Linked DNA regions of Homo sapiens: region 1 is linked to region 2. A link is a contact called in ENCODE Hi-C or POLR2A ChIA-PET data. All regions are on one chromosome and are shown on one strand. The core of a region is the stretch at or near the end of the contact, and the rest is flanking DNA. Distances in the headings are between cores, read along the strand shown.

Region 1 (4,774 bases), core at 2,121-4,620, 170 kb after region 2:
GAAGTAAACAGACTCAGTGAGAGCTTCTTCTATGGGAAACAAGAGAAGGCCTGGATGGAAATAAACGGATTCCATGTGAGTTCCTCTATGGGAAAAAGAGAAAAGCTGGCCTAGGTGTGAGTAATGCTAATCAGTCATGCACTTTGGAAGCGGTTATCAGCACCAGGCCAGGAAAAGCAGAAACAGAAGACTATTCACTCATCTGACCTTTGAAGCGATATCAAGCATTTAAAGAACTGAGATACTCACTGGAGGGGAGGTGGTGGTGATAAAAAGAAAGAAAAAGCAGGAGTACTTAATATGAGAATAGTTACCTGAGACAAGGTTATAAATAGAAACAAAGTAATCACAAAACTGGACATCAGCTCCATCCACTCTACATGCCAGTAAGTGGACATCTGCTCCATCCATCCCACATGCTAGTAAGTGGACATCGGCTCCATCCATCCCACATGCTAGTTAAGTGGACACCAGTTCCGTCCATCCCACATGCTAGTAAGTGGACATCTGCTCCATCCACTCTACATGCTAGTAAGTGGACATCTGCTCCATCCACTCTACATGCTAGTAAGTGGACACCTGCCCCATCCATCCCACATGCTAGTAAGTGGACACCGGCTCCGTCCATCCCACATGCTAGTAAGTGGACACCGGCTCCGTCCATCCCACATGCTAGTAAGTGGACATCAGCTCCATCCATCCCACATGCTAGTAAGTGGACATCAGCTCCATCCATCCCACATGCTAGTAAGTGGACATCTGCTCCGTCCACTCTACGTGCTAGTAAGCGGACATCTGCTCCATCCACTTTACATGCTAGTAAGTGGACATCGGCTCCATCCATCCCACATGCTAATAAGTGGACATCTGCTCCATCCACTCTACATGCCAGTAAGTGGACATCGGCTCCATTCATCCCACATGCTAGTAAGCAGACATCTGCTCCATCCACTCTACATGCCACTAAGTGGACACCTGCTCCATCCATCCCACATGCTAGTAATAAGTGGACATCTGCTCCATCCATCCCACATGCTAGTAAGTGGACATCTGCTCCATCCACTCTACATGCTAGTAAGTCCAGTCCTAGAATGTCACAGACTCTTGAGTTGAAAGAAAACTTAAAATTTTGTCTAGTCCAACCCTCTACCCAACAATCTAATTTCATCTACAACATCCCCGAAGTAATTGCCCAGAGACGATTACCTCCAGTGACAGGGAGCTCCGTGCTCAGTGTTCTAATACAGGAGACCACTAATTCTTTGAAAGTTTTTAACACTTACCAAACACCCTTCCCTTATGGCACTTTCATCTATTGGTCCCAGTTGTAGTCTCCAGAATATTATAAAATAAATGGAATCCCTTTTTCTTACACCGCCTTTGGAACAGAGAAAACTCTGAGCACTTCGAACTGCCACAAGAGGAGGCTGAATGAACAGCTACATGCCTTAAAGGGAAAACAAGGACTCCAGAGCAGGCGAATATAAACGATACAATCAGAAAACAAAGGGAGAGGCTTAAAGCTGTTATCAGCACAGCCTCTGCTGCACGTAGCCTCCATCCCCAGACAAACACAAAGTTTGTCCCTTTCCACTTGACTTCAAGAACATTTTTAACGAAAACATGTTCTAAATGTACAAGTAAGTTAATTACTGTAAACGAGGCTCTAGACAAGAGTCAGAAGAGGGCCCTGATCATGTTTAAAATAATAACAGACAGTTAAAAATCATTTTCAGCTGTTAGTATTTAGCTTAGACATAATACAGAGATAGGAAGAAAGAGGAGGAGGATTTTATAGCAACAGAGGAATAAGCAGAGGAAACTGCTTCCTACACAATTAGATTAAGTCTTGTTGCAAGGCTGATACTCAGTGTACACAGCGGGTAAAATCTCTCGGAATAAAAAAACAAACAGACCCTGGTCAGGGGCACTGGCTCACACCCCTGTAATCGCAATACTTTGGGAGGCCAAGGTGGGAGGATCACTTGAGCCCAGGAGTTTGAGATCAGCCTGGGCAGCATAGTGAGACCTCATCTCTATTTAAAAACAAACAAACAAAAAAACAAGCCTAGAAAGATGCACAACATCCAGATCACAGCAGAAGGGGCCCTTAAGAATTCAATTCCATCACTGTCTAGACTGAGAAACCCAAACGCGAGTCACTTAAGGTTGCCAGGTAAGCGGCAGAGCTAGGACAAAATATCCTGATTCCCCAATCTCTGTTCTGTCCATTGCACCATGATGCTATCTTCAGCAAAATTCAAATAACTGCAAAACGTCCATCCAAATAAGCAATCCCAAATCTGACAAGTTACAGAAAAAATAAAGCAAAGGTCTTTACATTCTTCAAGTTAACGTCAGGGCTCTCCACAACCTCGGCTCAGCCACCTATCTTCCCAGAAGCACATTCCGATTCATATTTCATATTTTGGTGTGACTTACATAGAATGCAGGAAGGTTAGAAACCAAACCTACAGAAGGATGAGTTTGCAGAAAAATAATGAACAAACAGGGAACCACACCCAGAGCAAATCCAACCCCAGCGGTGGAAAATGCAGACAGCTAAAAAGGGAGAGGACTAAAAGAGAAAGGGACAGAAAGGAGTGCCTTTTCACAGGTGAAGTTTCCCGCAGGAGGCGGTGTGGCGAAAAGCAAACAGCTGCTGAAGCTTAGGAACATTTGCATTCTAGTCGCAGGTCTCCGGGTCTCCGATTAACTCACTGGATGACCTTAGGCAAGCCCTTACCCCTTCCCGGAGTAAGGGCTCAGTTTCTCCAACTGTCCTAGGAGGGAGCTGCACCAGACGACTTCCCAGCGTCCTTGCAGTTCTGACCCAAAGACCCATTATGAGCCTGTCTCAAGCAGCGCTCCCGCAGCGGGCAAGACATTTGCTGGAAACGGGGAGACCTGTGCGAAGCGTGAAAGACGCCCTAGATGGTCCTTTGGGTTATCTTCACCATCTACCCCAGTTTCCCCCACCTGTCAGTCAAACAGGACGGTGAGATCCCAACCCCACGAGGTCAAGGGAGATAGCGCGAGGGACAAGGGATCTCCACGCTTCGCCCAATTCACAGAGGGGTGTCAGCGTCGTACCGCAGCTGCGGCCCGGGGACGCCAAGGAGTCGCGGACCCACAGCCCGGGCGGATCCAGTGCCTGACCTGGAGCATCTGCCACGCCGGGAGGAAGGCGAGGTGGGTCCTGCCCAAGGCGGCGAGCGCCGCCAGCCGGCAGCCAGTGGAGGAACTCACTGCTCGGGTTCTGGCCCCAGCTCCGGCTCCGGCTCTGGCTTCAGCACAGCCCACCCTTCCCGGGTTCAGTATCAGCCCCTCGCCATCCTCCTTTGCTGCCCGGCAGCCGCTTCCGGACCTCATCACGTGATCCCACCGCCCACGCCAGAGGCCGAGGTCACGTGCTCCCTTGAGCGGCCGCGCCTTTTTTCTCACTGAGCTCCGGAGCTCTGCTCCACAGCACCACCTGGCGACCTATTACTGCCACTGCTGGAAGGACTATGTTCCTGGGCGCTGGGGACTGCGAATAGGAACTGAACAGGGCATTGATCTTGGGCATGGGGCAGAGTCCAGTCGAAGAGCACTGTCCCTTGAGTTGTGGGTTTGTGAAATATTGCTAATTTTTACACTGGCTGTATTTTCTTTTACACATCTCGATGAGTTTGTATTGCTTTTATAATAAGAAATATGCATATTTTTAAAACTTCCAATTTTTCAGAAGCATACACAAACTATCATCTGTGGTTGCTACTGGAAATGGAACTGTGGGGTAGGGCAACATTATCTTTTAATACATTCAAATTTTTAAAGTAACATTTTTAAATGGATGGCAACATTTCAGTATTGTATTATCTAGGCTTCTCCTTTTACCTCCTTGTTACAGACTTTTCCTTTAACAATTATGTAACAAATAGGCTTCAAGTCAAAAACTGTCACAAGAGACAGAGAAGATCATTGTTTAATAATAAAGGGGTCAATTCATCAAGAAGACACAACTGTAAATATATATGCATGCAAAATTGGAGCACCTAAATACATACAACTAATATTAATGGCCATGAAGGGAGAAATAGATAGCAACACAATAGTAGGAGGGTCAATATCCCACTTTCAACAATGGATAGAGCAACTAGAGAGAAAATAAGGAAATAATGAACTTGAATTGCACTTTAAACCAAATGAACCTAACAGATATATACAGAACTTTCCATTCAACAGAAACAGAATACACATTTTTTCTCTAACACACTTGAAACATTCTCTAGAATAGACCATATGCTAGTCCAAAAAACAAGCCTTAAATTTAAGAAGATTGAAATCATATTAATATTCTTTCAGACCATAATAATATGAAGCTAGAAATCAATGACAGGAGGAATCTTGGAAAATTCACAAATATGTGGAAATTAAACAACACGCTTTTTTTTTTCTTTGAGACAAAGTTGCGCTCTTATTGCCCCATCTGGAGTGCAGTGGTGCAATCTTGGCTCACTGCAACCTCTGCCTCCTGGATTCAAGCGATTCTCCTGTCTCAGCCTCCCAAGTAGCTGGGATTACAGGCACGTGCCACCACGCGCGACTAATTTTGTATTTTTAGTAGAGACGAGGTTCACCATGTTGGTCAGGCTGGTCTCAAACTCCTGACCTCAGGTGATCTGCCCACCTCGGCCTCCCAAAGTGCTGAGATTATAGGTGTGAGCCACCATACCCAGTCCTATGCTTCGAAACAACCAGTGGGTCAAAGATGAAATCAAACGGGAAATTT
Region 2 (4,924 bases), core at 2,375-4,874:
CTGTTCCCCACAGGGTCAACAGTCGAATGTAGTGGTGAAGATTATAGGCACTGGGCTGAGTGTGGTGACTCACACCTGTAATCCCAGCACTTTGGGAGGCTGAGGCAAGTGGATCACTTGACGTCAGGAGTTCGAGACCAGCCTGGCCAACATGGTGAAATCCCGTCTCTACTAAAAATACAAAAAAAAATAGCTGAGCATGGTGGTGCACGCCTGTATTCCCAGCTACTCGGGAGGCTGAGACAGGAGAATCACTTGAACCTGGGAGGCAGAAGTTGCAGTGACAGTAAACCAGGGATAGTGGCAGGCACCTGTAATCCCAGCTACTTACGAGGCTGAGGTAGGAGAATCGTTTGAAACGGGGAGGCGGAAGTTGCAGTGAGCCAATATTACAACACTGCACTCCAGCCTGGGCAACAGAGCAAGACTCCGTCTCAACAACAACAACAACAACAACAACAACAAAAGATTATAGGTGCTGGAATCATTTGGCCCGGGGCCAAGCATGGGGACACCCTGAGCTACACAGGCAAGGACATCCATACAGACCCTCAGGCAGAACGATGTGCATGTTCACTCACAGTGACACAGGTACTGTACACACAGGCACAAACACATAGACACATGTATAAATGTGTCCACATCAGACACACATATACATATCTCACACAGACACAGGCATATATAGGTACACAACATGTGTATATACACATGCATGTGCGCACACACACAGAACCTTCTTATATTCTCCCCCCATAAGCAAATTGCAGTCTCAGCAATGCTAGAAATGACATCTACATATTCTCCTGGAAAAACAGACTTCCTAAATGCTGCCTGATTCATGACCAGGGGTGCCTGAGTCTCTCCCCCTACATCACCCGCTGCTCTACGCATTTGGTGAGGAGAAGACAGAACGCAGGGTCTGAGCCACTCCTGCCTGATTCATTCCTCTCTGGGGCCACAGAGTTTTCTCTTCCCTGCTTAGAGCAGCCTCCCAGGCTCAACACCTTGAGTTCTGCCCCTGACTCATTCTGCTTCAGCACAGCACTTAGACCTGTGGTTTGCACAAGTCAGGGCACGACCCAAGGTGGGGATGGGGTGATGTTGCTGGTGGGAGGGGGGAGGTCACTATCAGGTAATCAGGCAAGGGCTCTGGAGAAGGTCAGGGTGTGGCTGTGTGGCTGTGTGGCTGTGCAGGGGCACAAGAAATGTGTACTAGTCAGCCCTGCTGGGAAGCCGGCTCATGAGGCAGAGAGGGGACCCAGCTGGAACCCTGGCACTGTCTGCATTTAGAACTCCCTCACATTGGAGCTACTAGGTCCTGCCCTGCTCTTCCTGCAGTTCCATTGTCGCTGTGGGGTGAGGAGTCTGTGGAGCCAAGGGGAAGGCTTACCCTAAGCCTGTGACCCACCCCCTCACCACTTCCAGATCACATTTTCAGCACCCAAGCTGTCGGTTTCCAGCTCAATAGCCCCCAGCTTACTTTCTAGGCCTCTGCCAGGGGTCTTTCCTCCAAGGGCAGGCTGTACACCTCTAAGGGTAGCCTGAGGGATGGCCAAGTTGTTGTTTGCTGGGAAGGCATTAGGGTGGTGAGGATGGAGCGTGGTCACATGGGGTGAGATGTCTAAGCACCTGCCTATAACCATTTTCCTTGTAGGAAGAGGAGTCAAGAGAAGGCAGGTGGGCTGGAGCCACAGGGCCCTTCATTTGAACTCTTGCTTCGTGCCCTGTAGTATAAGGGATAGACCTGCCTGAAGTCAGTCAGTCCAAGTGCAGAGATGTGGAGGCCTCCCGAAAGGTGTTTGTTTGCCAAGCTGAATTTTTATTGCAATGATGAATGCATGAGACTGCATGCAAGAGAAACTGGATTCTGGCCAAGTTCTGACAAACAGTCCCACTGGATAGGAACGTAGGCTTTGGGGTCAACTACCCGGGTTTCAAAGCTCTGGGACGTTCTAGCTATGTGACCTCAGACACGATCACCTCGGTGAGCCTCACTTTTTTCATGTGACACATGAGATCAATAATTGTCTCTCCCTCATGTTGGATGGAAAAATGCTTAGTACAGTGGTTGGTACCTAGTAAGTGCTTAATTAGAGTGATTCTATGTGACACCAACTGCTGTCTCTGAGTCTCAAGCCCCCTTTAGAAAAGGAGGGGATGATACACTAAATTCAGTGGTTTTTAACATTTCTTCAGACACTCTCCGTCTGGGATTAGGTCTGAAGGAGAAGCATCATGGTGCCCAGAAAGCCCCCTGGGCAGAGCACAGCAGACGAGCTGAGCATTCTCCCAGCATCGGGACTCTGGCTTTGCAGATAGTCTGGACCTGGAAATCCTCATCAAAGGGTTTGGAGAGGAAAACAGTTCTCAGAGTACTGTAATAATGCCTGGGGGTTATAAGGCTCCAGGGTCTTTGCACATGCTGGTCCCTTTGTGGGGAACACCCGTTGTCTCCCACTTCTTAGCAGTGAGCTGCCACTTATGTTTCAGATCTGAAACCTCACTTCCTCAGGAAAGCTCAGAGCTTCTGTTACAGGTTCCTTTTCTCTGTATCCATTCCCATCTACAGCACACATCAAGGTAGGGGAGCATTTGATGACACTCCTCCAAGAGGTCTTTCTTTCAGCTCCATCCAGGTTTAGTGCCCTTCTGAGGTGTTCCCAACAAACCCTGCACTGTGCATTTCACGTGCTTTAAAACTCTGGTCAGCTCCAACTCAACTTCGCTCAGGGTCACACAGCCAATACATGCTGAACACAAAAAGGCTTCTGAGTAGCTGCAATGGGTTCTACCATGTATTTTACTCATAAGGAGCATGTGTTGCCCGGAGATGATATATTCCTTTTTTTTTTTTTTTTCTGGAGACGGAGTCTTGCTTGATGCCTAAGCACAGTACGGTGGTGTGATCTCGGCTCGCTGAAACCTCCGCCTCCCAGGTTCAAGCGATTCGCCTGCCTCAGCCTCCCGAGTAGCTGGGATTACAGATACATTCATTTTGTACCTGATGCAGACATGTAGTTACCTAACAGATTCACTGTTGTAAAGAAGGCAGAGAGAGAAGGGCCCCTGGAATAATTGACAGCTGACAGTGTCAATGAGAGTGATACCTTCAACCAACTCCCATGGTTCCTGAAGCCACCGCCTTTTTCTCCATTGTCTAGCAGCCACCGCGGAGAACCTCATGGAGCAAGGGCAAGAGGAGATGTGAAAGTTCAGGGGAATGGAGGGAGGCTTCCTTGACACAGTAGCATCTGAGCCTGGCCTTGAAGCCTGTCTGGGTGTGATGTAGCCAGGCTGAGACTGTGTGGGTGGATTAGAGAAGAGCAGGTGAAGGCAGGAGAGGCATTTCAGGCAGAGTGAATCATCAGCAAAAGCTCAGGCAAAGAATCATCAGCAAAAGCAGCCAAGATGTCACGCATCCTGGAGGCTCCAGATCAAATAGCTTCCTCCGTTGCATGTTCCCAGAGTGCTCCCTACTCGCCTGTCATGAAGTGCACTGCACCTGTCAACCGGGTCAGGGTGTGCTCAGTACGGGTCTCTCACCGGAAAATAAACTTCTAAGGCAGGAACTTACTTGCCTTAACCACAGTTCTGTCTCTAGGATTGAAAGAATTATTAACTACTCGTCTACCATTTCCGCTATGAAAACAAACCACCCCCCCACCACACACACACATACACCACACCACACACACCCCCACACACCACACACACACATACACCACACCACACCCCCCACCACACACACACACCACACACACCACACACACACCACACACACCACACACACAGCACACACACACCACACACAACACACCACACACACAATCACACAACACACCACACACACCCACCACACCACACACACCACACACACACCACACACACCACACACCACACACACACCACCACACACACCACACATACACCACACACACACCACACACACACACCACACACACCACACACACACTACACACACATCACAGACACACACCACACACACACCACATATGCACCACACACACACACACACACACACACACACACACACACCACATACACACAGACTCTCACAAACCTGTTTTTGTCCTCAGTGCCTAGAATGATGTCTGGCAAGAGGTAAAATTCTCAATTAGCATTGTGAAATGAATGTGTGAATAAGTGACTCTCCTTTATTAGAGGTGAAGCTCTGGGAGGCCAGGGCTCATGTCTTAAGCAATGTTATTTTCCATCTCCTGGCAAAAATGGGGTCAAGTGAGGCCCTGGGACAGAAATGTCCCTGTTATAGGAGCAGATCTCCTGGCTTCCGCTCGGGCAGTAGAGTAGGGCCTCTGCTTCCTCACTCTTCAGCTCTTTACAACCTGCCCCATTCTCCCATCTGGCCTCAACCTTTCTTTCCAAACTTAATTTCCACAACTTCCCCTCAACCGTGGATGTCATAACTCCCATGGATTCCTGAAGCCACCCCTTTGTCTCCATTGTCCAACAGTCACTCTGGAGACCCCTTGGAATAAAGAAATAAGGGCCAGAGGTTCAGTAGGATAGGAGGAAGCTTCACTGAGACAGCGGCATTTGAGCTTGGCCTTGTAAATTGGGTTACAATTTAGCCAGACTGAGACTGCAGGGGTGGCACAGAAAGAACCAAGAAAGAAAGGCATTTCAGGCAGACAGGATCGTCGGCAACAGCTCCAAGGGTAACCAGTGGAAATTCTGAGCACCGTGGCTACTTCCCCTAAGAACACTATGGGATCCAGTGTTACGGAGGTAGCAGAAGGATTGGTGGGGACTGGAAGGGATTCCTGACCTGGCCTCATTTTAGAGAGCGGAAGTCATGGTATCATCAGCAATAACAAAACTGAGATGTGGCCTTTCCTATTAAAGAAACTCACTGTTGACCTTATGCAGGACCTTGCCTTTC

Evidence for each region. A loop is a pair of places that touch in the nucleus more often than their neighbours do. ChIA-PET counts read pairs that join two places held with the same protein, here RNA polymerase II (POLR2A). Pooled maps may share reads with other maps.
Region 1: a loop to region 2 is called in a map with no recorded cell type, with 8 times the contacts of the local background. The contact joins the promoter of SLC36A1 here to the enhancer-like site in region 2. A Hi-C loop is called at or near these places in 2 of 168 maps with a recorded cell type or tissue (IMR-90 and posterior vena cava), 1 of 37 single-sample maps with no recorded cell type and 11 of 50 pooled maps. POLR2A ChIA-PET finds 5 or more read pairs at or near these places in 4 of 52 experiments (A673, GM12878, MCF 10A and 1 more).

The regions. Positions count from the first base shown.
Region 1 is chr5:151,446,199-151,450,972 of GRCh38, reverse strand. It overlaps SLC36A1 (solute carrier family 36 member 1), which reads right to left and starts at 3,370. Exons shown (of 11, transcript NM_078483.4): 1 at 3,160-3,370. RefSeq lists an enhancer at 3,341-3,390.
Region 2 is chr5:151,611,736-151,616,659 of GRCh38, reverse strand. No RefSeq gene overlaps it. Among named protein-coding and RNA genes, the nearest start is that of FAT2, 23 kb to the right of the region's middle. Within about 2 kb of position 3,624, at least 4 of the 41 ENCODE cell types and tissues checked have a DNase peak (open chromatin) inside an H3K27ac peak, as active enhancers do; they include GM12878, where a contact is called at or near this core.